Regions from separate parts of the Homo sapiens genome. Here region 2 is linked to region 1. A link is an interaction called in ENCODE POLR2A ChIA-PET data of the cell type or tissue named here. Cell type or tissue: endothelial cell of umbilical vein. All regions are shown on one strand. Each heading gives the region's core, and the rest is flanking DNA. Links, peaks and the distances in the headings are about the cores only. Region 1 has its middle 12 kb from the start of PLAC1. Region 2 has its middle 67 kb from the start of PLAC1.

What was found. ChIA-PET counts read pairs that join two places held together with the same protein. Peaks named below come from ENCODE experiments on the same cell type or tissue, not always from the same donor. Only the 100,000 strongest peaks of a DNase experiment are listed, where the experiment ranks them.
Region 2: POLR2A ChIA-PET joins it to region 1 with 5 read pairs; 2 of 35 experiments call an interaction of 5 or more read pairs at or near these places.

The regions. Positions count from the first base shown.
Region 1 is chrX:134,662,760-134,678,456 of GRCh38, forward strand. It overlaps a transcript of PLAC1 not described here. Among named protein-coding and RNA genes, the nearest start is that of PLAC1, 12 kb to the left of the region's middle. In endothelial cell of umbilical vein, for the core only: no CTCF peak of the experiment used is centred there; a DNase peak (open chromatin) is centred at 8,782; H3K27ac peaks cover 2,747 bases.
Region 2 is chrX:134,717,165-134,732,861 of GRCh38, forward strand. It overlaps a transcript of PLAC1 not described here. Among named protein-coding and RNA genes, the nearest start is that of PLAC1, 67 kb to the left of the region's middle. In endothelial cell of umbilical vein, for the core only: no CTCF peak of the experiment used is centred there; no DNase peak of the experiment used is centred there.

The sequences.
Region 1 (15,697 bases), core at 6,904-11,903:
TCTCTACAAAATAATAAAAAGTATCCAGGCATAGTGGTGCACGACTGTAGTCCCAACTACTTGGGAGGCTGAGGCAGGAGAATTGCTTGAACTTGGGAGGCAGAGTTTGCAATGAGCCGAGATCATGCCACTACACTCCAGCCTTGGTGACAGAGCGAGATCCTGTCTCAAACAAACAAACAAAAAGCCTAAAATATTTACTATCTGGCTCTTTAACAAAATATGTTTGACGACCCCTGATCTAGGCTTAAGAAAGATGGAGGAAATGTTAATAGTGCAGCTGAAACTTAAAAATTGTGTTGTCTCAGTAGCTGTTACATTGTAAACAGCACAAAAAATTTGAGGAAATATCCTTCCAGTATTTAAAGATGATTATCTGATTTAGTAAAGAAGTCATTTATGTCACTATGTGAATCAGAGAAATTTTGACATGCATTTTGTTGTTTTGCTTTTGTCTTATTCATAAATGTAAACCAATGTATCAACCAATACTTATGTCAGAACCATGCTTGTTTGTTAATTGCCACCTTAGGTTGGATATGGATACAAGAGTTAGGTAAAAATCAACTAAGGCATGAGTATGAATGTTAATTAGCTGTATGAAATTTACAAGAATGAATATTGTATATTTTATTATTTTTGGATCACGTGCCACACATTTAAAATAAAGATATGTGTGTGTGTGTGTGCGCGCACGCGCGTGCACGTGTGCACACGTGCAGATTGTTAAGCATTTACCAGAACACACTGGTAAGAAGGGGCATAGGTCTGAGAGGATTCTTTGAGTCTTTGAATAGGTTCATGGTTCCTTTTCTTCAGGGGTTCTGAGCAAAGTTCCTAACCTGAAAACAAACACACATCTGAGCCATCTTAAGGCATTTGAGTTACGGCTGCAAGTTCTAACCCTCTTCATTTGATCATGGTGATGGGGGAGGCTGTCTAGTCCTTGAGGCCTTCAGCTGCCTGGGAAAGTCTTCAGGAAAAGATAACATTTCACTTTGGTGACAAATTTGTTGATTTTACAGATAACATCCACATTTTGCCATCAAGGAGCATTCAACAAGGACATTGGTTTTTATGTTTTTCTCTAAACAGTCATTAGTACAAATTAATAAATCTTTTTGTTGAGGGAACATTGGGCTATATTTCATCTTTGCTCTGCTAACAGAAAAAAAAAAAGAAAAGAAATGTGTTTCCTTGGGTTCAGGATATAAAGAACAAGAGACTTTGAAGTTATATGGACCTGGCGTGTGCCTCTAAGTCATACCAAGGACACAGGACACTGGTTATGCACATGAGCAGAGCACATGTGAATGCATCCTTGCTTTCTCTGGCAGTGGAATTTAGAAACCTCTAGAACAGAGGCTCTCAAACTTAAGGGTGCCTCAGAATCACCTGGAGGGCCTGTTAAAACACAGATGACTGGGTCCCACTCCCAGAGTTTCTTTCACTAGGTCCCTGGTGGGGGCCCCAATTTGCATTTCTAATCAGTTCCCCGGAGATGCTAATGCTGATGCTGTTGGTCTGGGAGCCACACTTTGAGAACCAGCAGTCTAGAAAGAAAGCCCCAGTTTTTTACATGCCTGGTTTTGATTATATTCTGCCTTGAGACATTTCCTACAGGGTCACTTTGACAGCTTGTGGTCATCTAAGCAAGCTGGAAGATGCCTTTCTCTCATAATTCACACAACTGCCAGGCAAAAAGCTTGGCTGCTCTGACTGCTCTGAGCCTGCACCACTTCAGCTTTGGGGAGCATCAGGTACATTCCCATCAGAAAGTCCTTTGGGGCCTGAGTTAGCATGTCAACTCCTGCAAAAGCAGAAGACACAGTGAACCTGGCTTCCTGACCTGGCTGTCCAGAAAGGGAGCCAGAGGCCCAGAAGATGCAGTGCAAGGTGATGTGCAGATGAGGACGTTGACATTTTGGCACTATTAAGCTTCAGGTTTTATCTGAGGGAAGGAGTGAAAGAGAGGTGAGAAGCACTATTTCCAAGAAGGTGGAAATGGTGGTGGAACTTCCTTTCTCCATGAGCCAGAGCAGGACCATAGAGAAGTAGAGCCAAGAGGGCTAGAGAATGCAATGCAATATCTAAAATGTCTCTACTGGGTATCTTTGGGAGATGGGGCCATAGGAGATTTTTTTCTTTCTATTTTTCTGGATTTTCTAAATTTAAAAAACTTAACTTGTACATATGCTAATTAAAAATAAAAAACTCCCCGCTATATTTCCATTTGTAAAAATGCAGCCATAACATACATAGGTAGGTGCATAAAGTGTATTAACCTTAATTGCAAGCTTTGTGATTTTGGAGTGTGTGTGTGTGTGTGTGTGTGTATGTGAGTGTGTTTGTGTGTGTGTGTGTTTGTGTGTATGTGTGTTTGTGTGTGTGTGAGTGATATAACCAGAATCTAGATCAAGATAGAGAACATTTCCAGCTTCTTAGAAGGTTCCCTCATGCCCCTGGTCATTATCCCCTAAGGGTCACCACTGAGTCACTGGCCTTTATCATCACTCATTAGTTCTGTCTATTCTTGCACTTCAGAGAAATGGCATCATACAACATGTATTTTTTGTGTGTCTGGTTTCTTTAGCTCAATCTAATGCTGATGAGATTTACCCATTTTATTGCTGATTAGAATTCCATTGTATGGACCCAGCACAATGTATTTATCCATTCTTCTGTTGATGGGCATTGAGACTATTTCTAGGTTTGGATTATAATGGGTACTTCTATTTCATTTAAAAGTTAGGATATAGCCATGGAAATGATAGATTCCCTAGTAGTAACAGCTCCCTTTGATGGAATGCCTCCTTTGTGGCAGGTATTTTACTTAGTTCTAATCTTTTTACCAACCCTGTGGGATGATGCCATTATTCCCCTGTCACAGGGGAGAAGACACAAGCTGAGAGACGACAGGTTGAGTTCTCTGTGAAGCAGATGCTCTGACAGGTGGGAGTGCAAGAGGTTTAGCGGGAAATACCTGTGAAAGAAAAGGGGAGAAAGCAGGACCAGGCAAGAGGAGCCCAGAGCATGATGCAGACCTGTCAAAGTCTGTGCCCAACAGGGAGCTCTGGAGCAAATACTGCCTTTTAGAGGAGTCTTCTGGGTGGTGGAAATGGGCCTTGTATCACCTCCTTCATCAGTCATTGGCTAGGGGCCACCTCAAGAACAGCATGACCTTGGCTCAAAAGCTGAGGCAGACCCTGAAGGAGCTAACAGCTGGAGACTGTCAAGTAACCACACTCCTTTCAGCTGGTCAACGGGTTCTTTCTTGACAGGGGATCTAAGCAGTGCATCTCTGTGTCTGCCATAGCAAGCAAACGCAGAATCGGGGACTCAAACCCAGGCTGTCTGGTATCAAAGCTCGTCTCCTTTGCACTCTGCCATTCTGCCTTCCCTAACTCAGGAAACCTTATAGTCAAGAGGTCAAGAATCTCCTGAAGGCACGAGTCAGGATCGTCAGTTGCTAGGTAGGGCCAAAGCTAGTGGGAGGTCATGTTCCCTTTCTGTCCTGGGCAGTCTGCTGCAACTGTGAGGTGCTCACTTCCCAGCAAAAGCAGGAAGGACGTGTCCAGAATAAGTCCATTGCCAACTTGCTGGGGGACTGCCCAAAGTGTGAAGCTGTGTGACCGGCAAAGAAGATGCAAGCAAGAGCATTTTTCCTTCGAGAAAAAAAAAATGAAACCAAACCTCTCTGATTTCTGAAATTCTGGGCTCTAACTATAGCTTAAACCGAGAGTGGGCAGTCTTAGGAGGGTGAACATGGGATGAACTTCCCAGCTAAGGGGAAAGGAGAAAAGACTTTTCTTAAACTCATGACGGCATGCTCAGAAAGAGGAATGGAGGTCTACACTGAAGCCTAACTTTCCAGAGAAAGGAAGGTTGGTTCTGCAAATACGTGTAACTTTTCCACATGATCTCCTTCCAGGTTGAGTCATTAGACCTAATGTTGGTGACCACCATTTCCCTGGGCAATGATCCTTTCTCTACTGAGTGGATGGAGGGATAAGAGGCTTCTGGGTGTGCTAGGCTGAGATATTGGGACTATTGTAGGCCCTCCATATCTGATCATTCTTTTCTGTCAGTTAAAAATGTTGTGGACCAGAAATAAACCCTCACGTTTATGGTCAATTTACTTTCAACAAGGGCATCAAGACAATTCAATAGGGGAAAGGATAGTCTTTTAAACAAATGGTGCTGGGACAACTGGATATCCACATGCAAAAGAATGGAACTGGACCTTTATCTTACACCATGTGCAAAAATTAAATAAAAGTATATCAAAGGTCAAAATGCAAGAGCCCAAACTATAAAGCTCTTAGAAATAAACATACGTGTAAATCTTAGATTTGACACCAAAAGCACAAGCAACCATGGAAAAAGTACATCTATTTTTTCTTTGATGAAATGGAGACTTCATGAAAATTAAAAGGCTTTCTGCTTCAAAGCACACAACCAAAAAAGTGAAGAGACCACCCATGGAATGAGAGAAAAATTTTGGAAATTACATATCTCATAAGAGACTTGTATCTAGATTACATGCAAAACACTTAAGACTCCATAAAGCAAAAAGACAAATAACCCAATTAAAAATGATCAAAGGATCTGAACAGACTGTCTTCCAAAGAAGATACATGAATGGCCAATGGAGCACATAAAAATATGCTCGACATCAATAATTAGGGTAATGCAATTCCAAGCTACAGTGAGGTACTACCTCACACCTATTAGGATGGCTGTAATAAAAAATACAATGCAAAATAACAACTGACGGTGAGAATGTGGAGAAATCAGAACCCTTATGCATTGCTGATGGGGTTGTAATATGCAGCTGCTTTGAAAAACAGTTTGGCAGTTCCTCAAAAAGTTAAACATGGACCAGGCACAGTGGCTCACACCTGTAATCCCAGCACTTTGAGAGGTCAAGGCAGTAAGATTACTTGAAGGCAGGAGTTTGAGATCCGCCTGGGCTATGCAGGGAGACCCCCATCTCTATAAAAAAAAAATTTTTTTAAATAGCTGGGTGTGGTGGTGCATGCCTGTAGTCCCAGCTACTCAGGAGGCTGAAGCAGAAGGACTCTGGAGACTAGGAGTTTGAGGCTGCAGTGAGCCAAGGCCCCACCACTGCACTCTAGCCTAAGTGACAGAACAAGACCTTGTCTCAAAAAAAAAAAAAAAGTTAACTGTGGAGTTACCCTATGATCCAGCAATTCCACTCCTAGGTACATACACATCCAGGAGAATTGAACATAGATCCACATAAACACTTGTACACGAATGTTCATAGCAGCAGTATTCTCAATAGCCATAAAGTGGAAACAACCCAAATGCCCATCAACAGACAAATGGATAAACAAAATGTGGTATAGTCATATTATTCAGCCATAAACAGGAATGAAGGACTAATGCATACTACAACATGGATGAACCTTGAAAACATGATGCTAAGTGAAAGAAGCCAGACACAAAGATCACATATACACGATTCCATTTATATGAGATATCCAGAATAGGCAAATCCATACAGACAGAAAGAGATTAGGAACTGCCAGAGGATGGAGTGGGGAGAGAATGGGAAGGACTGTTTAATGGGTACAGTTTCTTTCTGGAGTAATGACAATATTCTGGAACTAGTGATGATGGTTGCACAACTCTAAACCTAAAGTCACACATCTATGAAATGGTAGGGCTAAGATGTCAGTCCATTCAGTCTTACTCCAGCACCCACACCCAGAGTCACTCTGTCTAGAGTTGGATGCTCAGACTTATAATTCAGTATTCTGGATCCTGGGCATCATGTTCTAGTTTTATTTTTTTAAGGGATGTCTGCTTTTTTCCTCAAAAGGGCCTCTAAGGGCCCTGGGAAGGACTAGTGATGGGTCTAAATCCGGCCATAATGGCCAGCTCACACTTGTCTATAGGAATTCCACACAGGTGAAGCTTTCACACAAAGGTTTCAAGGCTGAAGACAGAAAATTCTAGGACCGGGAAAGACTTCCTTCTGGCCTCCCCAAATTTCCCTGAGATTGGGGCAGGATGGGCTAAGTGTGAACACTCCACACAAAGAGGAGCCAAGCCCTCTCCCACCCTACCCACCTCCCCCAGTGAGCAAGTACATTGTGGTCTTTAACCAAAACCAAATGAGAAGTAGTGGCTACACTGGGTGGCAACAGAGCAGGCAGGCCCAGCGAAAATGGGTCTGGCCTTTGAAAATGGCCTCCCAGAGGCTGCCTCCCAACGTGGGGCCTTCGGCATTGTTCTGGCCTTTGTGGTTCCTGGAAATCACCCACAGCAGGATCTGTTAGGCCTGAATACCCATCCACAAGGGCAGGAGGGAGAGGTGTGTGAGTTATTAGGGGTTACCTCTTTTTCTGGCCCATCCCATCTTTCCAGGATCTTCCCTATGGTCTTCCTAGTTTCATGTGGTTCAATTAAGTCCGCCCACATCTCTGGAGTGCCCACTCTGAGAATTCAGGGATGATTTGACTCACCTGCCCTCAAAGAGTTCACTTTCCAGTGGGATATATTTTGGAGCCAGAAAGCTTGGGTTCAAATCCTGATTTCATCATTCCCTAGCCGTGTGATGTTGGGCAAGTTACTTAACCTCTGAATTTCCCAGGGCCCTCATCAATAAAATCAAGATACTGATGTTAATATGTGTAAAGAAGGTAGAACAGTGACTTGCGCATTGTAAGCTGGAGATGGGTGTGAGCTCTTATTCTCTAGAGTGAGAAATGCTGTGGTTGGAGAAAACACAACACTTGGTGGGGGAGCACAGAGGAGAAGGCCAAACTCAGACAGACGGAATACAGGAAGGCTTTCCAAATGAGGTGATCCCGGAGGGGAGCCTTGCAGAATGGGTAGGAGTTAGGAGAGGGAAGCAGTGGGGAAAGAGCACTTGGGATGGGGAAAGGGGCATGAGCAGTGGTAGAGTGGCTGAGAACTGCCTGGTGTGAGCGGGATGCTGGGGCAGCTTGGTGTTTCTGGAGCTGGAGGTCCGCAGTAGCGGAAGACAAGGCTGAAGCGGGTGGTGGGCTTGGCGGTGGAGGGGCCGTACACAGCCCGGCTACTCTCCCCGAAGTCTCCTGTTTCTCCCTCTGAGTCAGGCCAGTCTGCTCTTGGCCATGGGGCTTGCCCTGGATCTCGAAAGAACCTTGGCTGGGGTTCACAGGAGGCTGCAACCATCTCCAGGAAATGCCGAGGTGATGAGGATGGCTCTGCATACGGCTAATGTAACTGTCACTCCAGTCTCCCCACCCCACCCCCACCCTGAGAAACACATTTTTGTCTCTGTCTCTGGAAAACATGTGTGCAAGCAAAGTTTGGCTGGGTGGCAGCTGAAACTTTTTTTTTTGACAACAGAAAGGCACCAACAATCTGGCTCTTGCTACCTGGGAGCTCCCAGCCCAGCCTTCTATGTTCACCTGAAAAGCCCAACACCCCTGGGTGGTCCCATGCCACCCTGGGGACTGTCCTCCATGCATCTGTTTCCTGCTGACCTTACAGCAGAAATCCAGCAGGCAAAGGGACCCAACTGCCTCATGCCTGAGGAATGCCTCCCAAGCCCCCTCCCACCTCCTGCCTCCTAGCTTCCAGAACTCAACAGCTTGCCTCTTGTGGGTCAATGTTTGCAGAAAATGTTTGCAGACTTCATATCATGCCATTTCCAGGAATAATTAGCAGTCAGGCAGTCAGTCTCTCATTCAGGTCTGGTGAACTAAAACCTCAAGAATGTGGAGCTGGGTGGGGGTGGGAATGGGAGTGGGTGAGGTTTGGGGTGCTTGCCCATCTTGCCAGCCTGCCTAGCTGGCTGAGTTCACAAGCCACTGGATCCCAGTCCCTGAGCACACCACCAAGGAACCTGCTCTGACTGGCCTCCATGGAACACAGAATGACTGGTCATTTTGTTGTCCCATGAATGCCAAGTCACAGTGTAGCCTCCAGCCCTGCCATGCAAATAAGACAAGGAGATGCCTTAGCTCATGCAACTCATACCAAGAGCAAGCAGTCACGGGCACCTTTGCCAATCATGACCCATTGCCTTGAGGATTTGGTCTCTGCAAACTCCCTTCCCCCATTCTAACCTAACAAAGACCCTGCAGGTTTCAAGTTCCCAGCCCCAATTCAACCATATGGTGAGCAGTTGGGGATCTTTCTGAGAAGGCTGTTATCTGTAACATGCTTGGGAGTTCCTTGCATTATTTTACTGAGCCAAAGCATAATGTGATTGCCTTGCTTCTTCATTTGTTAAAAAAATTTTTAACCCCATGAGGTGAAACTCCTATGACATCTTGGGTGTCAGGCCTTCAACTTTTGGCTAAGACCAAGTTTCTCTCTGTGATAGCCCAGTGTTATAAGTTTTATAAACAGACCCCTGAGTAAATGCAAAGGACTTTCTGTCCTCCTAAATCACAAACTAGATCAATAGACTGGCATGACAGAGTATTTTTAGCAAAATAATATTTAACAGAAATAAATGTAAAATGTTATAATTTGGTCCAAAAAAATCAATTGCACTAATATAAAACAGGAGAAAACTGACCTAATGGTAAAACATGTTTAAAAGTGGGGAACAGGGGGGAAGGCTTAGGAGTGTCTGTTGACAGTCAGGTCACTGTAAGTCAATGTATGATGCGACCAGTTGTATTAGTCCGTTTTCACACTGCTATAAACAACTACCTAAGACTGGGTAATTTATGAAGAAAAGGGGTTTAATTGACTCATAGTTCCACAGGCTTAACAGGAAGCATGACTGGGAGGCCTCAGGAAACGTACAGTCATGGCGGAAGGTGAAGAGGAAGCAAGCACGTCTTACCATGGTAGAACAGGAGAGAGAGAGAGAGAGAGAGAGAGCAACAGGGAAAGTGCCACACACTTTTAAACCATCAGACCTCGTGAGAACTCACTCAGTATCAGGACAACAGCAAGGGAGAAATCCACCTCGTGATCCAATCACCTCCAACTAGGACCCTCTTCCAATCTGACACGAGATTTGGACAGAGACACAAATCCAAACCATATCACCAGTGAAACAAAAAGCAAAAATTGTTGTAAGTTGCATTCATAAGAGTCTAGTCTTCGGAATAAAGGAGTTCTGCCCTGACCTCATAAATCAAGCAAAACCCTCCCAAGTCATTGGGTTACATTTTGGGCACCACAAACCCATGGGCAAAGGCATACAGAGTGATAGAGCTGGGTGGAGAAAGTTCTGTTCCTTTATTATCTATCTCCTCACTAGAATGGAAACCCCAGGAGGGCAGGGAACCCATTTGTTTCATCCACTGCTGTATCCCCAGTACAAAGTACACTGCCTGTCATATAGTATAAGCTCAATAAATGAAACTGAGAGCCTGAATAAATGAAAAAAAATCCTTTTCAGAGCCATTCAAGAGTGTGAAACCATCTCTGGTGGTGACGACCCTACTATTGGAATAGTCCAAGGAGAGGAAGTATAGCTATTTGGTGTGGGAACTGTACAGGGGATTCCAGGATCATTAGATAACCTCGCAGGGTCCCCTGACAAATTCCAAGGGCTTATCATAACATCCTTTGTGGGGAATGCAGGGGCTGACGGGGTATCTCTGGGTGGTCCCAATACCCTAGCTAGCTGTGTGCTCAGAAGTCCATGAAGCCTGAGTTCTCTTGTGTACTTCCTTGTATACTCTCTCTTGCTCTCTCTTCCCTTCTATTTTGACGTTAAGTAGTGTCTCTGGAGCATCCTGTGGTAGCTGTACTAAAATCAGGCAATACTCAGTTATCTTCCTCTTTGATGGTAATGTTGGTGCTACTAATCTAATTAGCTGCTTGGAGGTACATCCCCACTCTCTGAAGAAAAATACCCTTGATCAATATGAACCTCAATAAGAACTGATGATTCTGATGAAACAGAGCAAAGGATTCTTTCATAAGTCATAAATGTTACCCCAAAAGGGGGCTCCATTTGAAAAAAAATCCACAATATACTATTGAACAAGTTAGGGGCTGATTATTTACTATACATAAGTTGCTGCACTAACAATGCCCTGTAATAGGCAACCGGCTGGTGGGTGAGAAGATTTCAGAATGGATCTGGTGTTTTTCCTCCTTATTGAATGTACTTCTAGGCACCTCCATAAATCCTGTCATTTCAGAGACTCCTTCAGCTATATACTATTAGAGGCAAACTCAAGACTTACTGAGTACTTTGTCAAGGCTCAAACTCCTTATGTAAGTCACAAAAATATGGATTTTCCCCCTCTGTGTCTGCTTAAACTGTAATAGCCATTTTGGAGAATCCAGTAAGTGCTAACAGGGGAAAAGGTGAGAAAGAGAGAAACATCTCAGGCTTGTGAACTTGCTGAAATTAAACTGGGTGAGCCTCTGCAGGCTAAAGTATTTTTAAAATGAAAGAAAAAGAGAAAGGAAAGAAGGAAGACAGGGGAGGAGAGAAGGAAGAAGAGGAAAGAGGGAGGGAGGAGAAGGAAAGGAAAGAATGGAGGAAAGGAGAGAGGGAGGGAAGGAGGGAGGGAGGAATGGAGGAAGGGAAGAAGGAAGGAAGGAGGGAGAGAAGGAAGGAAGGAGGGAAGGGGAAGGGAAGGGAAGGAGGGAGGGAGGAAGGAAGGAAGAGACAGAAGGGAGAGAGAGGGGAGACAGGGAAAAGGGAAATTTGAGTGTATTTGTGTGACAGGATGTGAGGAAGAAAATGGCCCATCATTCTGTGGCCATTTCTTTTCAGCCTAGAAACTCTGTCATGTGAAAGTCTCATCATAGTCTCAATTTTTTTTTTTTTAATAAATGGAGAGGTTTAGTAGACCAAATGATTCCAAATGAAAAGTGGCCATAGGATGCAGAGACCACCCCAGTCCCCAAGCCCTGTGGCCTAATAAGGCTGTTTCAGATTGCTGCCTCCCTCACAGAGAGATGGAATTTGTTGATAGTGAGTGTCAAACACTGGAGAGATTTGTGGATGGTTAGGCTGACACTGTCTTTTGATCTCCATCTGTTGAGGGAGGAAAGGGGCTGGCCTTGCTTTCCAACATAACTTAATCCCAGAATGAGAGCCCAAAAAGCTTCCAACAACCTGACCTAGGTACTGCCAGCCATTTTTCAAATGTCCCTCACTTGCCTTCACTCTTCTGTTCATGAGAAGAAATGTGGCTATAATCTTGTGTGGGGCTGGGTAGGACCGTTCACACGGTCTTTATCTATCCTGCAGATGAAAGGAAAAATGTTCAACAGATGGATATTTCTAAAGCCTACCACCCTTTGCTTTTTTGAAGCTACACATCTGTTGGGTATGATCACAATTCCCTACGGAGTGAAACACAAGATGGCCTACTTGAACACCAAAATCTTGGCCCAACAGCCCACTTGGGAGCCATTTAGGATATGGCCCTTTTATGACACTTCACAAGTTGAATGGTAAAGGAAGATACCAAGGTTGCCCAAATTAGCTGATATCATGGATCTTCTTCAGAAATTCTAGATTCAGGATGACATGTTGAGGAAAAATATTCCAAGCACTGAATCTTAAAACTCATTTTCTCAGCCTTATGCCTCAAATTCTCTTGGGAATCCTGAAACAGACCTGTGGAGACACTCTTAATCTTTGCAATGCCAAGAGAGCCTCCAGCCAAAAGGTCACTCAGGAATGAAATGGAAGGGTTGGGGTAAGGGCAGGGATGTTTCTATGTCTTCAGTAGATCCAAATAAGAAAAGTTCACACAGGCAATAAAAGAAGGCCAAAGTGAGAAAGGACCCAGGACAAAATAAACCTGGTTCCTACAGCATTCAACCCATACATAACCTCAATCACATGCACTGTGACCCACAAGCATCTGTGGTGCACAGACGTAGGTAATTTAGAACTGTAGAAAACAAACATCAACAGCCTCTCAAACAGTGGTTGGCTGGGTCCTCCACTTTCCTATGGGCTATGTTGGTTTCATGTAGATGTGGCCCAAGATAGACCACACTAACTGCTTTGGTACTTCCAGGATGTGGAAGAAACTATTTTGGAGTATTCAAGGAAAACTTGAAATGGGTTCTCATTGGTTTCTCACTCCTTCCTCTTCCTGTCTTTACAGCTGGCAATACAGATCAGACCCAATCTTTCAGCAGAACAGGGAAGAAAGAACTCGGCCTAAGCTCTGCTTTCACAAAAAGAACACAGGACAGGAGTTTGGGAAGAGAAAACTCATTGAGAAAACACTCGTTCTTTATTCTCTTCAATTCTTAGCTGAGGCTCTTTGGACAAATGTAACCTTTGGGACCTCAGTTGTCCTAATCATAGTATGTGGTGAACAAGAACAGTGATCCATGTGAGGCAGGGGAGCTCAATCAGTCGTCACTTAATGCATCGAACTCTGGAGTCTAGGATCAGTGGGCTTTGTTCTGAGCCCATAGACAGCCTCATTGTCTCTGAACTCTGCTAAAGGCTGAGTTGGCTCATAATTAAGAAGAAAAAGTAAGCTATTACACCTGGGCAGAGCCTAAACCTGTCGTCAGGCCTCTTGCTCCTTTTCTGTGCTAGTATTCTAGACCAGGTAAGTCCAAGACAGAAGTTGGTGAGATTGCTTTGTCCCCCCACAGGCCTCCCCAAACATCTCTAACCACGTGACCTGGATAGAAATAAAGTGGCCTGGCCGGGCGTGGTGGCTCACGCCTGTAATCCCAGCATTTCGGGAGGCCGAGGCGGGTGGATCACCTGAGGTCGGGAGTTCAAGACCAGCCTGACCAACATGGAGAAATCCCGTCTCTGCTAAAAATACAAAATTAGCCGGGCCTGGTGGTGCATGCCTGTAATCCCAGCTACTCGGGAGGCTAAGGCAGGAGAATCGCTTGAATCCAGGAGGCAGAGTTTGTGGTGAGCCAAGTTTGTGCCATTGCACTCCAGCCCGGGCAACAAGAGCGAAACTCCATCTCAAAAAAAAAAAAAAAGAAAGTGGCCTTTTTTCCCTCCTGCCATTTATGTCCCCAAAGGATGGAGGCAGAGTTAGAACTCATGGTGTGGGCAACCAATACAGAAAATCTGAGCTCTTGAGATCCATTTTGAAGCAGAGATGAAGAGTCTGAATTCCCAGATGGACCAGGTCACAACACCATTGCTCAACCCTCTGCTGTTCTGAGCGAGGCTAGAGTAGCCCTCTTTCCGTCTCCCCAAAAGGTAGAATACGGGCTCGCAGAGGCAGGAGCAAGAGGGGAGGCTAGAACAAAGGAGTCTTTCTTTAGCAGAGTGACCTTCCATAAGTCACTTAACCCTTCCATGCCCCTTGCTGTCATGTGACTCAAGTCATAATTTATTGGTTAGAAACGTTCAGTTGCTCAATGAAAAGTAATGGAAAAAGGGTGAACTCGTACAGTCATTCTACTAAGGAAACTTTGTCTATTCAATGTTAGGTTACAGAGTGGCCTTTATTTTAATTAAAAAGCATCTGGAAATTGAAAAGCCTGTTTGGCCCGGGGCCTCATTGGAGAGTAACTGAGGCATGTCATCTGGCTGGGCCATCCCCTGGTTCTCTCAGTGGGGGCTGGCGGGAATAGGGGAGTGGAGGCTGCCTGCCGAGGCCTGGTGCACTTTTTGTGACCGGAGCAGATAAGCTCCGCCGCACATACTGCTCCCTCCGCTGACATTATGGGGGCTTCTCTTACACCTCCATCCTCAACTAGGCCAGCAGCAGCAGGCTTCGTCGCCCGTGGCTTTGCTAACTGTCTCCTGAGGGAAGAGGGTCTCCCACTTTAAGCTTGTATTGTCCCAGAGATGATAAGAGATCCCAATACCAGGATGTGTTCCTGCATTCCCTGACAACCAGTGCTGACAGCAAAAACATTTCTAGACAACTTCTTGTGACTTAACTTTTATGTAGGCAGCATACTCCCCGGCCCTGCCCTTTACAGAGCACAGAATGACTGGACAGAATGGAATGCTCATCAGATGGAAAGACGCAAAACCTATCTCATTTCTGATTGTGGCTTTAATCAGGTCCATTGTCTAGTCTGGGTCTCAGTGTCCTTATTGGAGCCAATTTTATGTATGGGTCCCAAACAGCACTGATCACAGAACTTCTTGTGCAGAGTCAGCACAGAGTAGTGGTTAAGAGGACATACTGACTGGGTTTGAATTCTGACTCTACTACTTCCTGCCTGGGTGGCCTTGGGCAAAGTTACTAAATGTCCCTGTGCCTTCGTTTCCTTGGCAGTAAAACTGTAATACTAAAATTACTATTAAAAGGATAAAATGAGTTAATATATGTAAAATACTTAGAATAGTAGCAGTAAGTGCTACATAAGTGTTTGTTACAAACTGAACTTGTTCAAAATGTAGATTTGTGGGCCCGCCCCAGGAGATTTTGATGCAGTAGGCTTGGAAGGGGCCCTGGAAATATGGATTGTTTTAAAAGCCCTCTGGGTGATTCCGACGTCCACTCGCTGGATAGTCCTTAAGCTCCTGTCCAGTTGTGCACTGGGAGAGAGGTTCATTCACTCAACAGATATTAACTGAGGGGCTACTGTGTGCCAGGCACTGTACTAGCTGCTGAGGTCATAGCAGCAAACAAGTCAGACATGAGCCCTGATTCAGGAAGCTTACCTTCTAGTAAGAAAAGACAAGTAGTAAATAAGCCACCATATAAACACATAATAAATCAAACAAATACCTGATATAATTTCAGAGAGTAATACATGCTCTGAAGAAAATAAAAGAAAACAGGGTGACAATCAGGATCCTACTTTCATGAGGGTAATCAGGGAGGCCTCCTGGAGGAGGTGACAGCCGCTGGAAAAAACCATATTACCACCTAGAGGAACAGCTGGTGCAAAGTCCTTGAGGTAGGAACAAACTGGAAGGGTTTAAGGAAAGAAGGCCAGAGTGGCTGGAACGTAGTGAGTAAGGAGAGTGGTAGGGAATGGGGCTGCAGGATAGGTGAGAGTCACATAATGGCGGCCATGGCAGAGTGTTTGGATTTTATTTTAAGTGCACTGGAAAACCATCGCAGGTTTTAAGCCCGGGGGGTGACATGTTCTGACTTATGCTTTAAAAAGTTCGATTTGGCTCTTGTGTCACAAATAGACTGAGGAGGCAAGGGTTGAAGCAGGGAGACCAGTTGGGAGGCTATCATAGTGGACCAGGCAAGAGATAACAGTGGCTAAGACTGAGGGGTAGTGATGGAGGTGATGAGAAATGGTCAAATTCTGGATATATTTTGAATATGAAGCTGAGAGGATTTTTCCAGTGGATTAGATGTGGGGGATAAGGGTAAGAGAGAAATCGGGAATGACTCCTTGAGCAAGGGGATGGATGGAGACAGTGCCTCTCCCTTTCCACAAGCTCGTCTCACTGCCTATACACTTGCCCTGCTGCTATGCCTCCTTCTCCACATCACAGCCAGGCTGATATTTTGAAAATGCAAATCAGGTCATGTCACTCCCCTCATCTGTAGACTCGGTCTAATGGTTTCTTATCACACTTGGAATAAAACCAAAGTTCTTTCCATGGCCCACAACACCCTGCGTGCTCTGGTTCCTACCAACCTCTCCAAACTCATTTCCTGCCACTCTTCTGGTCACTGTCTGTGCAACACCCACTCTGGCCTCCTTGCTTTTTCTCAAACATGTCAAGAATAATCCTTTCTAAAGACCTTTGCACTTTCTGTTCCCTCTGCCTCTAACACCTTTCCCTGACCTTCCCATGTCTGGTTCCAGTGCTTCGGTTCTCTAC
Region 2 (15,697 bases), core at 6,969-11,968, 54 kb after region 1:
ACATGTGCGTGCTGGGTACGTGTGCGTTCTGGGTAGATGGCCAAACTGAAACCATTTGAAATAGTCTTCAGGGAGAAGTACATTGCGCACATATGACAAGTAGCTTTTTTCTTGAGACAGAGTCTTGCTCTGTCACCCAGGCTGGAGGGCAGTGGTGCAATCTCGGCTCACTGCAATGTCTGCCTGGGTTCAAGGGATTCTCCTGCCTCTGCTTCCAGAGTAGCTGGAATTATAGGTGCGTGCCAAAAATTACCCCTGCTAATTTTTGTCTTTTCAGTAGAGACAGGTTTTCACCATGTTGGCCAGGGTGGTTTACAACCTCCTGACCTCAAGCGATCCGCCTGCCTCAGCCTCCCAAAGTGCTGGGATTACAGGCTTGAGACACCGCACCCAGCCAGACAAGTAGCTTTTATCAGCCACACATGTGGGGGTGAGGAAAGAACTTTGCCTTCAGTGGGGACTGTCCCCCAGAGTGAGGCCTGTCTCCTAAAATTCTAGAGCCATTCATTAGCCCATTACTTGCCTAAGGGTTGGAAATAGCATTCTGATTTTTCGTCAAAAAGGCCCCAGTCTGAGTCTGTTGTCAACAAAGAGGCAGGCCCCAATGAGCAGTCACTCACCTAGTCCTTAGTGGAGTCTTTGCTCTGTAAGCAGAATAGCTGCCTCACCATGTGCTTGAATTTGTCAAATGTCACACACTCTATTTCAAACATGTGAGATTTGACATCATGTGAGCAATATTGCACTCATTTCCAACCCTATTTGAACTTCAAAGGGCATGTCAGCCACACTGGCCCTACCTAAATGTGTGACACTTTTGATCAACTGGTACCTGATGGCCAAGAAGACTTAGAGGCCCATGTGTAATCAGAAGTGGAGCCCAGAAAGGGAATTTTGATTAAAGGTAAATGAACTCAAGTCTTGGAAAGTTTGAGTTAAACTGGAAACACAAAGCACATGAGGTCAGAGCAAGTCTTAAATTCTCTATCTGAAAACACTCCAATGACATCACCTTGCATCTGGGAGTGTCCTTGGGGTCTGGAGAAGTGTAAGCCAGAAAGCCTCCCTGGAGAAAAAAAATTCCCCAGAATCTCTCCAGAGACTTAGCTCCTAATAAAGCTGTGGAGTGGGCTGTAAGGCATACTGTGAGGGTGGGGTGTCACCTTTTTTTTCCCACTGCCTGATCCTGCTTCACTAAATAACAAATTTGCCCATGGGCATTACTTGAAAAGTACGTAAAGATCACCCTGCTCTCCAGAAGTACCTCCTTCTTGGACTTCAGTGAGTCACCGTTTTTACAGCTTTGGGGCTTGACATTCCTCACGTTCAGGGAATTTGGACAGGATAACTTAGGGAGGCCTTAGCAAACAAGAACACGTGGCTCAAGCAAGTGGATGCCATCTGGCCAGTTAGTAAGGCTTGCAGGCAAGGGACACCCAACAGGAAACCAATTATGAAAGTAGTCTCAGGGCCTGCAGCCCCGCCTGGAGGGAAGAGATCTTAGAGATATCCTAGGGCCTGGCTACTTGAGGCCACCAGGGCCTGGATATAGCAGCAGAAAGGGGAGATTTGAGGGCAAAGGAGACAAATGTTTATATTTTGCCTGGAGCCATCCTGGGCAGTCCTCTTCTCATAGTCCCCCTTCTCTAGCAGAAGGAGGGGAGACAGTTGAAAGATTGCCCTCTTCCTTTTCCATGCTCACCTCCCTTTCTTGCCAAATGCAGGAGGTTCAAAAGGGGCCTGTGAATAATTGTGTGGGACAGGCTGCTGACTGGCTGCTGACTGATAAAGAATTTGTGATAGTAATTTTCTAAATAGAGGAAATTTCACCCAAACCCTTTTCACCTCACACCTGGGCAAAAAATATTCAGAATAGGCAAATACATAGAGACAGGAAGCAGATTAGTGGTTGCCAGGGGGAGGGGAGAATGACGGCTTAGTGTGTGTGGGGTTTCCTTTTGTCATGCTGAAAATGTCTTGAAACTACATAGTGGTAAGTATTGCACAACACTGTGAACATAACAAATGTCACTGAGTTGTACACTCTGAAATTGTTGAAATGGCGAATTTTATGTTATCTGTATTTTATCACACAAACACAAAAATCCTCAACAAAATACTACTAAACTGAATCCAACAACAAATAAAATGAATTACGCACAATGACCAAATAAAATTTTTCCTAGGGATGCAAGGTTGGTTCAACATAAGAAAATCAGTCAATGTAGTATGCTGCATTAATGGAACAAAAACTACCTGTTAATCTCCATAGATGCAGAACAAGTGTTTGACAAAATTCAATATTCCTTCATGATAAAAGCACTCAGTAGGCCAGGCGAGGTGTAATCCCAGCACTTTGGGAGGCCTGTAATCCCAGCACTTTGGGAGGCCGAGGCGGGTGGATCACTTGAGGTCAGGAGTTTGAGACCAGCCTGGCCAACATGGCGAAACCCCATCTCTACTAAAAATAAAAAAATTAGCTGGGCGTGGTGATGGGAGCCTGTAATCCCAGCTACTCGGGAGGCTGAGGTGGGAGAATTGCTTGAACCTGGGAGGTGGAGGTTGCAGTGAGCTGAGATCATGCCACTGCCCTCCAGCCTGCATGACAGAGCAAGACTCCGTTTCAATGAAAAACAAACAAACAAACAAAAAACACTCAATAAACAAGAACTAGAAAGTAACTTTTAATCTGGTAAAGAACATCTATGAAAAACCCACAACTAACATCAAATTTAATGGTATAAAACTGTAAGATTTCCCCCTAAGATCAAAAACAATACAAGAATGTCCACTCTTACCACTTCTATTCAATATTATACTGGAAGTTCTAGCTGGGCTAAATAGGCAAGAGAAAAAAATTAAAGACATCCAGATTGGAAAGGAAGAAGTAAAAAATATCTCTATTTGCAGGTGGCACAACCTTAGTTAGAAAATCCTAAAGAATCCACAAAAAACTATTAGAGCTAATAATCAAGTTCAGCAAGGTTGCAGGATGCCAGAAAACACAACAATCAATTCTATGACTAAGCACTAACAATGGACAACTTGAAAATCAAATTAAGAAAACAATTCTATTTGCAATAAAATAATAAACTAATTAGAAATAAATTTAACAAATGAAGTGCAAAACTTGTACACTGAAAACTATAAAACACCATTGACAGAGAATAAAGAAGGCCTTAGTAAATGGAATGACATTTCTTGTTCATGGATTAGAAGACTTAATATTGCTAAGATGGCAGTACTCCCCCAATTGTTCTACGGATTCAGTGTAATCTCTAATAAAATCTCAGCTGGCTTTTTTTTTTTTTGGCAGAAATTGACATGTTGATCTTAAAATGTACACAGTAATGCAACAGACCCAGAGCTAAAAGTGTAACAACTAAAACTAAAACTCAGAAGAAAACATAAGTGTAAATCTTCCTGACCTTGGATTAGGTAAGAAATTCTTAGGATGATAGGACAACAAACACGCAAGTGACAAAGGAAAAAAAAGAGAGATAAATTGGACTATATGAAAATGAAACACTTTTATTTCTAGAGCACAGTGTCATAATCATAGCTTAATGCAGCCTTGACCTCCCGGGCTCAAGCCATCCTTCCACTTCAGCCACTTTAGTAGCTGGGACCACAGGAGTGTGCCACCACACCCAGCTGAATTTTTTTTATTTTTTGTAGAGATGGGCTCTCACTATGTTGCCCAAGCTGTTCTCAAACTCCTGGGCTCAAGTGATCCTCCTGCCTCAGCATCTCGAAGTGTTAGGATTACAGGCATAGGCCACTGTGCCTTCCTAGCATGAAGCACTTTTGTACTGCAAATTAAACCACCCAGAAAGTGAAAAGGCAACATGCAGAATGGGAGAAAATATTTGCAAGTCATATATCTGATAATGGACTTGTATCTAGAGTATCTAGAATTCTCACAACTAAACGATAAAAAGACAAATAACCTAATTAAAAATGGGCAAAGAATCTGAAGAGTCATTTCTCCAAAGAAGATATACAAATGGCCAATAAGTACACGAAAAGATGCTCAACATCATTAGCCATTAAGGAAAGGCATATCAAAACCACAAAGAGATACCTAGTGAAGACATCTATTAGGATGGCTATAATCAAAAAGACAGGCTGGGCATGGTGGCTCACGCCTATAATCCCAGCACTTTGGGAGGCTACAGCAGGAGGATCACTTGAGGCCAGGAGTTTGAGGCCAGCTTGGGCAACATAGAATGACCCCACCTCTGAAAAAAAAATTAAAAAATTAGCCAGTATGGTGGCACACACCTTGTAGTCCCAGCTACTCGGGAGGCTGAGGATTGCTTGAGCCTAGGATTTTGAGGCTACAGTGAGCTATGATCGCTGCCACTGCACTCCAGCCTTGGAAATAGAGTGAGAACTTGTCTCTTAAAAAAAAGACAGGCCGGGCATGGTGGATCACACCTGTAATCCCAGCACTTTGGGAGGCCAAGGCGGGTGGATCACAAGGTCAGAAGTTCAAGATGAGCTTGGCCAAGATGATGAAACCCCGTCTCTACTAAAAATACAAAAATTAGCCAGGCATGGTGGCATGCGCCTGTAATCCCAGCTACTCGGGAGGCTGAGGCAGGAGAATTGCTTGAACCTGGGAGGCAGAGGTTGCAGTGAGCCGAGATCATGCCACTGCACTCCAGCCTGGGTGACACAGCAAGACTCCGTCTCAAAAAAAATAAAAATAAAAATAAAAAAAGGCAGATAATAACAGGAAGTGTTGGCAAGGGTGTGGAAGAATTGGAACGCTCATACATTGCTGGTGAGAATGTAAAGTGGTGCAGCTACTTTGAGAATGTCTGGCATTTCCTCAAAAATTTATAAACATAAATTCCCATATGACCCAGTAAGAGAAACGAAAACATGTGCCCACCGAAAACCTTGTAAATCAATGTGTTCTTTTTATTATTTTAGAGATGAGATCTCTCTGTGTTACCCAGGCTGGGCTTGAACTCCTGGGCTCAAGTGACCCTCCTGCCTCAGTCTCCTGAGTAGCTGGGACTACAGGCACATGTCATTGCACTCGGCATAAATGAATGTCTATAGCATTGCTATTCACAGATAGCCAAAAGATGGAAACAACTCAGATGTCCATCAGCTGACAAATGGATAAAGAAAATTTGGTATATCCATACAATGGAATATTATTCAGGTATAAAAAGGAATGAAGCACTGATTCATGCTACAATGTGGATAAACCTTGAAAACATTCAGCAAAGTGAAATAAGCCAGACACAAAAGGCCACATATTACACGATTCCACTTACATGAAATGACCAGAATGGGCAAATCCAGAGGCCGAAAGATTAATGTTTGCCAGGAGTTGGGGCGAGGAGGAAATGGGGAGTGACTGCTAACATGTAATGAGTTTCTCTTTGGGGATGATGAAAATATTCTGGAATTGAATAGTAGTGATGGTTTTACAACTTTCTAAATATACTAAAACCACTTAATCATATAGTTTAAAGGTGTGCATTCTATGGTATATGAATTATATCTCAATAAAAAACGAAAAAGTTATTTTTGCAGGGAGATAACTGATTTTTGGTTTATAGCCCAGATGTTTATGGAATTACATGACAGTGCTATTATAAAACTTTTAAATTTTCTTCTTCTTACTTATGTAAACAAGTTTATTCAGCCCTTAAATATATTAAAAAATTAGAAATAGAATTGATGCTGAAAGGTGAGAGCATACAGTCCAAGCTACTCAGGAGGCTAAGGCAGGAGGACTGTTTGAGTCCAGGAGTTTGAGTCCAGCCTGGGCAACATAATGAGACTTTGTCTCAAAAAAAAAAAAAGACGTGATTCTGAATACTGTCTCTTTCTAGCAATAAGTATTATTTATCCTAGATACCTGAAAAGAAAGTCCCATTCATTTCATTAAGAGATATATTTAAATAAAAATTTCCTTTTCACAAGTAATAATTATTTTTAAAAAACTTTAAATATACTTGTTTTGATCACTGTGTATAATAATCATAATAATTCTAATAGTGCTTTATGGTAAAAATCAAGTATAAATCAATTTCAATTTATAAAGCATATTTTTGTTACAGAGAAGTCACATAGGGTGAGAATTTTAAGCCTTACCTTTTAGGTATAAAATTGTATTACTTTTTTTTTTTTTTTTTGAGACAAGGTCTCACTCTGCCACCCAGGCTGGAGTGCAGTGGCAGGATCATGGCTCAGCGCAGCCTCAACCTCTCAAGCTCAAGCGATCCTCCCAACTCAGCCTCTGAGTATCTGGGACAGTAGGCACGCACCACCACACCTGGCCGATTTTGTAAAATTTTTGTTTTGTAGATACGGGGCTCTCTCTATGTTGCCCAGAGTGGTCTTGACTCCTGGCCTCAAGCACTCCTCCTGCCTTAGCCTTTCAAAGTGCTGAGATTACAGACATGAGCCCCAGCTCCCAGCCAAGAATGTATTACCTTAAGATAAAATTATCTGAGGAAAGTGGACTAGAAATACAGATTCAAGGAGTAAAATGTTAAATGTTTAAAAAAGATCTTCATGTATTTTAAAATAAAATAATGGTGGGTAAAAATGACTTTGCTATTTAGATTCCATTGAATACCTTTAAAAGAGTGAAGTAATTGCATTTCAAATGCTGATATTTACAACAGATTGGAAATAAACATCTTTGCAACCATTTATGCTTATAATTTTAAAATTGCATGATGAAAGCGTTTAAGGGGACACAGTTATTAAAAGACCAGGGAGTGCTAAGAATGGCATAATATCACTTCTCTGATATTCCTCTCAAAAAACGTGTAACCTCAATCTAATCATGAAAAAAAAAAACATAAAACAAATCTAAATTGAGGGACATTTTACAAAGTAGCTGACCAGGATCTTAGAAAGTGTCAAAGCCACAAAAGACAAAGACTGAAGAACTGTCAAATTGAAGGAGGCTAATGAGACATGACAACGCAATGCCAGGTGGGATCCTAGATTGGCTTCTGGAACAGAAAAAATACATTAGTGGAAAGACCGGGAAAATGTGAATAAACTATGGTTTAGTCAATATTATTGTGCCATTGTTAATTTCCTAGTTTTGATCTGGAAACTGTGCTATGGTTAACTCAGTTAACATTAGAGAAAGCTGGATGAAGGGTGTTTAGGAACTATCTATCTGCACTGATTTTTTTTCCAAACTCCTCCACCAGTTCCCTCACTGCGTGCCAACATGATAAGGCCCTCAGAATCCTCTTGCATGAAATAGCGACAAGCCAGGTGCATTTTTCTTTCTGTGGGTCTGCATTGTGCACTGAGAGGATGCTCACATCTTCCTCAAGTGCACATGTTCAATTTCTTTTCTTTTTCAAAAGGGTGTTTTCCCTGATTACAAAAGCAATATAAACTTCTTAGAGAAATTCTGGAAAACAAAGATAACTACAAAAAAGAAATTAAAAATGCCTGCAATTGCACCACCACAATGAGTATGTTGGGCTATTTCCTCCCAGTCTTTTTCCATGCATATATACATGATTTATGGGTTTTTTCTTTTAATAAAAACAAAACTCGGCTGGGTGCAGTGGCTCATGCCTGTAATCCCAGCACTTTGGGAGGCCAAGGTGGGGGGATCATTTGAGCCCAGGAATTCGAGACCAGCCTGGGCAAGATGACGAAACCCCATCTCTACAAAAAAATACAAAAATTAGCTGGGCATGGTGGAGTGCACCTGTAGTCCCAGCTACTTGGGAGACAGGTGGGAGGATCGCTGGAGCCTGGAAGGCCGAGGCTGCAGTGAGCTGTGATCGTGCCACTGCATTCCAGCCTGGGCGACAGAGCGAGACCCTGTCTCAAAAAAAAAAAAAAATTCCCACTTTAATTGTAAACATCTCTCCACATCACACCATATTTTTACCTTTCTGAGCCCCAGTTTCCTCAGCTGAAAAATAGGATTATAAAGTTGTTGTGAGGATTAAGTAGATTAATATTTGTGAAGTTCTTAGAATAATACCTGGTCCGCAGTAAGCTCTTAATAAATGTAAGCTATTATCATGAATGTCACTGTCACCCAGATTCCTTCTGGATGACCAACCATTTTTATATGGCCTGTGGGTCTTAGTTTAGTGTCATGGCTGTTCCCTCACTTCCCGTCCCCTCCCCTTACCCCCTCTCTTCACTGGAGTTTAGAACTTGCCCCAGGTTATATAGTGGGAGAGCTAGGCTTCCAACCTAGGTGGTCTGTGTAGGGAAGTAGTTCTCCAGCTTGAGCACGCATTGCAGTCACCTGGAGAGCTTGTTAAAACACAGCTGACTGGGGCCTATCTCTAGTTTCTGATTCAGTAGGTCTAGAATGGGGCCCAAGAATTTGCATTTTTAACAAGTTCCCCGTGACACTGAGACTGCTGGTACCTGAACTACACTTTGAACATCACTGATATATAGATTCTGCACTCTTAACTGCCTTACTATACTATCTAGGTCATTCCCCTGTGAAATCCTTTGTTGACTCCCTCATAACCTTCAAGATAAAGCACAGATGCCTCCTTAAAACATGCAGGGCATGCCAGGCACAGTGGCTTACGCCTGTAATCCCAACACTTTGGGAGGCTCAGGTGGGCGGATCGATCACCTGAGGTCAGGAGTTCGAGACCATCCTGGCCAACATGGTGAAACCCTATCTCTACTAAAAATACAAAAATTAACCAGGTGTGGTGGCGGGTGCCTATAATCCCCACTACTTGGGAGGTTGAGGCAGGAGAATAGCTTGAACCCAGGAGGCAGAGGTTGCAGTGAGCTGAAATCATACCACTGCACTCCAGCCTGGGTGACAGAGTGAGACTGTCTCAAAAAACAAGCAAACAAAAACTTGCAGGGCATTTCATGATCTGGCTTTATTTAAATTTCTAATCTAATCTCCTTTGGAACCCTCCATACACCCTATGTCCATCCTCCAAAGCTATTTTTCCGTCTTAGAATGTATCAGAATATACCAGAAGCTCCTTCTGGCTTCTGTTCCTTCTCACTAGGATGTTTGCACCCTCACACACTCCTTTGGCCAATGATGCTTGACAAATTTATTGTGCTTTAAGGTTAGAGATTCATCTCAAGCATTACCTCCTGCTAGAAGCCTTATAAATTCTATTTCCTACCCCTACTCGAAGCTGGAGTGAGGGGTCTCCTTGCAGATCCAGCTCCCTGGCCTTCCCTCAGTCACACTTCTGCTCTCACACTACTGTAATTTTCTATACATTACTTTCCCTTATAATCGGGACCTGTTTTATTCATCTCAGTATTTCTAATGCCTGACACTTGGTACATAATTGTTGAATGAATGTATAAGGTTGATGCTTAAGGAATATTTCAAGAACAAAATAACAATATTAAAAACTTCCTGGCCGGGCGCTGTGGCTCACGCCTGTAATCCCAGCACTTTGGGAGGCCGAGGCGGCCGGATCATGAGGTCAGGAGATCGAGACCATCCTGGCCAACATGGTGAAACCCTGTCTCTACTAAAATACAGAAAATTATCTGGGCGTGGTGGCATGCGCCTGTAGTCCCAGCTACTCAGGAGGCTGAGGCAGGGGAATCACTTGAACCCAGAAGGTGGAGGTTACAGTGAGCCGAGATCACACCACTGCATTCCAGCCTTGCGACAGAGCAAGACTCTGTCTCAAAAAAAAAAAAAAAAAAAAAACTTCCTGGTGAAAATATGGAGTCAGGAAGGGCAAACTACCCGTTGCTCTAAGCCTGCCCCAGTGTCACAGAATTTATTGACCATATTTTATCCCATTACCTACCTCCCTTTCCCCCTTTCTCTCCCTCCTCTTTACCCCCATCCAGTGCTGGAGACACTCTGCCCATGCTCCTCAGGCTACCTTACCAGTCCTTCTGGCCCAGTCTCTGATTACCTCCCAATTTCCTAAGGCTTCCTCCTTTGCTCGGAGAGAGAGCCTCACATAGGCACCCCTGTCTCTGGTAACACCACAGGACCTAGACAACTCCGGTTAGCAGGGGTGTGCTCCCCCTCCCTCAAAAGTAGGGAGGCTTGCAAATAGAAGGAAAGGGCTAGTGGCATCTCTCTCAAGTGACATGGATTTCCATTCTCCTTCTGGATTGTGGCTTATTTCACTAAAAAGGGAGCCTTTAACGCCTCTTAGAAGAGTGGAATGCGTTCTTCTCTCATGCCATGTAAATCTCTCATTTTTTTCTCATTCTGACATAAAGGCAGATAATGAATGCTGATTTGCCTTGTAATTTATGAGTTATTTGAATAAAGGTTGCTCCATGAAGATCTAAGAGGCATCAAGACAAGCTTCATATTTATATCTTGCTTCTCTTAATGCCTGGCTTTAAGTTTCATCAAAAGAGTTGTGGGGCAGCCAAAGCAAACAGTAGGGGGAGTTATACTTTGCAAATTGTAGCTATGAGATAGGACTGGCCAACTCTGGTAGAAGTTCAAACAGAATATGTCACTAAACAAATAACTACTACAACAAGCAGCAACAACAACAAACGCTCAGGAGGACAGAGAATCTGATTTCCAGGATGCCACCTTATAATATTCAAAATGCCCAGTTTTCAACAAAAAATGTATGGGATCTGCAAAGAAATAGCCCATACAAAGGAAAAGAAAACAATCAATAGAAACTGTCCCTGAGGAAGGCCTGATGTTGGACTTTTTACACAAAGATTTAAATCAGCTATTTCAAATAGGTTCAAAGAGTGAAAGGAAACCATGTCTAAAGAACTAAAATATGAGAGTGATATCTCAATAAACAGAAAATATAAATAGAAATTATTTTAAAACAACCAAATAGAAATTTTTGAATTAAAAATATAATAACTAAAATGAAAAATTCACTAAAGATGTTCAATGGCGGATTTGAATGGGGAGAAGAAAGAATCAGCAAATTTGAAGATACTTATATTATCCAGCGTGAGAAACAGAAAGAAAAACGAATGAAGAAAAATGTCAGAGCCTCAGACACCTGTGGGACACCATCCAGCATAACAACGTACACTTAATGGGAGTTTCAGAAGGAGAGGAGAGGAAGAAAGGAGTATAAAGAATGTTTGAAGAAATAATAGGCAGAATCTCCCCAAATTTGATGAAAAACATTAACCTACACATCCAAAAAGCACCACCAACTCCAAGTAGGATAAACTCAAAAATGTCCATATCTAGATACATCGTAATCAAACTGTGACAAGCCAAAGGCAAAGAGAATCTCATAAGCAGCAAGAGGGAAGTGACTCATCACATACAAAAGACCCCCAATAAAATTAACAGTTGATTTCTCATCAGAAACCATGAAGACCAGAAGCCAGTGTGATGACATATTCAAAGTGCTGAAAGGCAAACAACTGTCAACCAAAAATTCTATCCCCAACCAAACTGTTGTTTAAAATAAAGGAGAAATGAAGGCATTCCCAGCTAGATAAAAAGTGAGAGTTTGTTGCTAGGATATCTTCACTACAAGAAATGATAAAGGGAATCTCTCAGGCTGAAATGACGGGACACCAGATAGTAGTTTGAATCCACAGGAAGAAAGAAAAGAACACCAGTAAATTTAATATTTAAAGGTAAATGTTAAAGATTTTAAGGTATTTTGTAACTCCCTTTTTTCCTATCTGATTGAAAAGACAATTGCATAAATCAATAATCATAAATCTATGTTGATGGGCACACAATGTATAAAGATGTAATTATGATGCACATTTTTATAGATGAGGAAACCGAGAAATGGGGAGGTAGTGTACCTTTCCCAACATCACACCTCAGTCAGGAGGCAGAGATGATATGCCTGTCTGATTGCAGAGCCCATAAGTTTAAACCCCTTGCTATGCTACTATGTAAGGAAGAGCCGTGGGCCTCTCCACGTGGCTGCTAGTTGGGCTGTTGGAGGAAACTCAAAACATCCTGCCTAAAAAGCTCCTTGAGAACAGTTCTTCCTTCATAGATTTCTCCTGTATTCCTCACAGTGTCCCCAGCACAATGCTAGGCACACAACAGACACTCAATAATTCCAGTTGAATTGAGTTTCTCTAAAGTGACCTACTTAGTTAAGGGACTTAAAAGAAGAGGTAGCTTTAGCAAGGAAATGATAAGACTAGATACCATTCATTAAGTGCTTCCCATTGTACCCGGCACACAGGCACTCTGCTAAGTGTTTATATGTATTCAAGTTATCTAGATCTACCCACCTAAGAACCCTGTGAATTATGTACTATACTTATCTTGTTTTATAGAACGAGAAAACTGAGGCACCACGCATTGAGTAACTTATGAAAAGTGCCACAGCTAGTAAGTAGCAGAGCTAGAACACGACCCCAGACAGTCTGACTCCAGAGCCCATGCACTTTCCATTTGACCGTGTCAGGGGCAGCTGAGACTTTTCCAGCTATAGTTTCCAAACGGGACTGACACTCAGAGCCAGGAGTATGATTTCAGGAGTGGCAGAAAGGTGCCTTCTCTCAATCTCTCTTTATTAATCCACCCACCTGCTGGCTGATGCCTGAAATTCCACTGTTGGGGTTCTTGTCCCCTGAAACAAAGGCCCAGAAAAGAGCATATGAGCCATTATGATATTCTTTCCATAGAGAAAGGTGTTTTCTGTTTCTTTTTCTTTCTTTCTATCTTTTTTTTTGTTTTGTTTTTCGAGACGGAGTTTCGCTCTTGTTCCCCAGGCTGGTGTGCAATGGCTTGATCTTGGCTCACTGCAACCTCCACCTCCCAGGTTCAAGTGATTCTCCTGCCTTAGCCTCCCAAGTAGCTGGGATTACAGGTGTGCACCACCACACCCGGCTAACTTTGTATTTTTAGTAGAGACGGGGTTTCACCATGTTGGCCAGGCTGGTCTCGAACTCCTGACCTCAAGTGATCCACTTGCCTCAGTCTCCCAAAGTGCTGGGATTACAGATGTGAGCCATCACACCTGGCCCCAGAGAGACAGTTTTGTTGTACACATGTGGACAGCACATGAAGATGCACTCTGATCCAGGGGTGAAAGCACAAGCACATGAGGACCTGAAGGCTCCATATGAGAGAAAGGTGTGAGCTTGCACACTGCAACAGACAAATGTTACCATTTTTGAGAGGGCCAGCCTTTGTCAAGAGAAAGTCATTGCTCTGGAAGCTCTTCTTCACAGCCAGCATTGAGTTTCTGAGAAGGAAAGTGTTTTATGTGAGAGTTTAGAGCAAGGTTTCCCAATGGGAGTGGGTGCTGAAATCCCTAGAGTTGTCTATTTACCACAGAATTCATTCATACTCAATAGCTATGAATAATTACTCAAGATGAATTCTTTTTTTTAAGAGATAGGGGTCTTGCTCTGTCACCCAGGCTGGAGCACAGTGATGCCATCATAGCTTACAGCAGCCTCAAAATCCTGGGCTCAAGCGATCCTCCCGCCTCAGCCTCCCAAGTAGCTAGGACTATAGTTGTGCGCCACTATGCCCAGCTAATTTTTTAAAAATTTTTTTGTAAAGATGGGGTCTCATTATGTTGCCCAGGCTGGTCTCAAATTCCTGGGCTCAGGCAATCCTCCTGCCTCGGCCTCCCAAAGTGCTGGGATTATAAGCATAAGCCACGGTGCCTGTCCCAAACTCCTCTGATTGTCAATACTGTTATTGCTTCCTGGGAAATAACTCCTGTCTGACTGTAAAGTAAGAGAAAGGGGGCGAGGAAAGGATGGAGCCGCCTCTTGGTATGGAAGTTGCAGCTGAAGGAAACGGCAATGGGGGAAGTGCTGTTGCCTGGGCCTGGCTCTGTCCTTGATGGCTGTGTGACCTACAGCAAGTCTTTCTGGCCCTTCCTCTCATCTCCCTCAGCTTCACTTGCCTTCTATATGTTGATGGTGCCCATACCTGTATCATCCTCCTAAAGCTCTCCTCTGAGTGACAGAGCTATTTTCCCACGTGAGGCTGAGAGCTCCTCCAGAGAACACTTATGAAAAGAAACATCCCTTAGTTTTACACATTTATCTATAAGAATATGAATATTCCTGCAGCCTGACTTCACAACCTATGCTCTGTGCTACATTGTTTTTAATTCCAGCACCACTACTTTAGAGCTGTGCAACCGAGATGAATATGCCCGAGCATCAGTTTGTATCTCTATAAAATGGGGATATAATTGTACCTACCTGTCACATGAATGCTTTTCACTGTGCCTGGCACATATTTAATGCTCAATATAAAATGCTCAACTTTTGAAGGTGAATAAATGAGCAATGGTTGGATTTGATTCCCAAATTCATGTTTTTGTCAATAGATTAGGTTCTTGCTCCATTTTTGAGACATTTAAATCAAATAATCAAATAAAAGTCCATTCAAGCATTAGCAACAGCCTTCTCATCTAGACTACAAGCTAGACTACCCTAGGGGCCTGCTCATGAACTTGCAAAAGTACTTGGCCTAGCTGGAACTTCATGAATGCTATCTAGCAATATCGTAGGCCTACTACTGCCGGGGTAGAGCAGAGAGATTGGCACCATCTGACTGGAGACTCAGTGTGGTCTATTTGGTGGGATTTCTGGGGCATTGGGAAGCTCTGCCCCTGTTTTCCCAATCACACCCTTCTGATTCCTGAAATTCCTAAAGTGTCTTCTGATAAGACTCAGTCCAAAAATATCTACACTATGAGTTCTTATCCCAGCACTATGGCCTCCATCCTTGGGAGCTTTTGCCTCCTTGAGACACCTGTCAATATACAAGTATAAAAAATTACCCGGGATTGATGGCAAACACCTGTAGTTCCAGCTACACGGAGGGCTGAGGTGGGAGGATCATTTCAGCCCAGGAGGTCGAGGCTGCAGTAAGCTGTGATTGCACCTGCAAGTCATGCCCCAGGATCTTACCAATGAACTCCCAACTTGTAGTTAATTCCTTAACAGGGCTTGACAGAGTGGGGGCACACAATGGCAACATGAACTAGAGGGATGCCTTCCATCAGTAAGGGGAGTTGTGCAGATGGAGGTGGGGGCTGGTGTGTACATCCTCTGACCCTACCTCACTGCATGCAGCCCTTGTGTCCCTTCCTCCAGATTTCCTAAAGCTCCAGACAGAAATTAAATCCAGCATCTGAGAAGCCCAAGATTAGGCCATCAAGTCATATCAATTTGAGCTAATGGGTGCAGAGGAGGCTGTTCTACATGATGGACCATTTTTCAAAGAGATACAGTTTTATGACTGCCCAGCCGGTACAGTAGCATAGAACTAATAGCTAACCAAGGGCTGCCAAGTTCCAGGCCTGCCAGATCTGTTTTAATCACAAGATAAGAACCATTCATAATTAATGCATTTGGTCTGTATGTGGGCTCTACTACACTCCTCGCCAACAGTTTGTTCCCTGGGTTGTGATGAGCATGTGCCCACGATGCTTACCCCATTTTTTAACAGGATCTCAAAAAAACCCCAATCTTTATGAAGCCCAGCCCCTGAAAAATGCTCTTAAATGCTGAGATAGGGCCATTCAAAGCAATGACTGAGGTTTGGCTGTTGCCAGGTTATCAAAAAGCACGACTGTGGGCGAGGAGAAACCTTGAGCTTTATTAGAATGAAACATCAGCCTCCTGAGTCAGGAACGGATCCTACCTTCCTTATCTGCAAGGAATATGTCCAATGTCCTTGCTAGGAATATGTACAACGTTACCCAAACATCAGCTGAACACATTGTTTTTGTGGGCATCAAGTGGAGAGTGGGAGGTAGTCAGA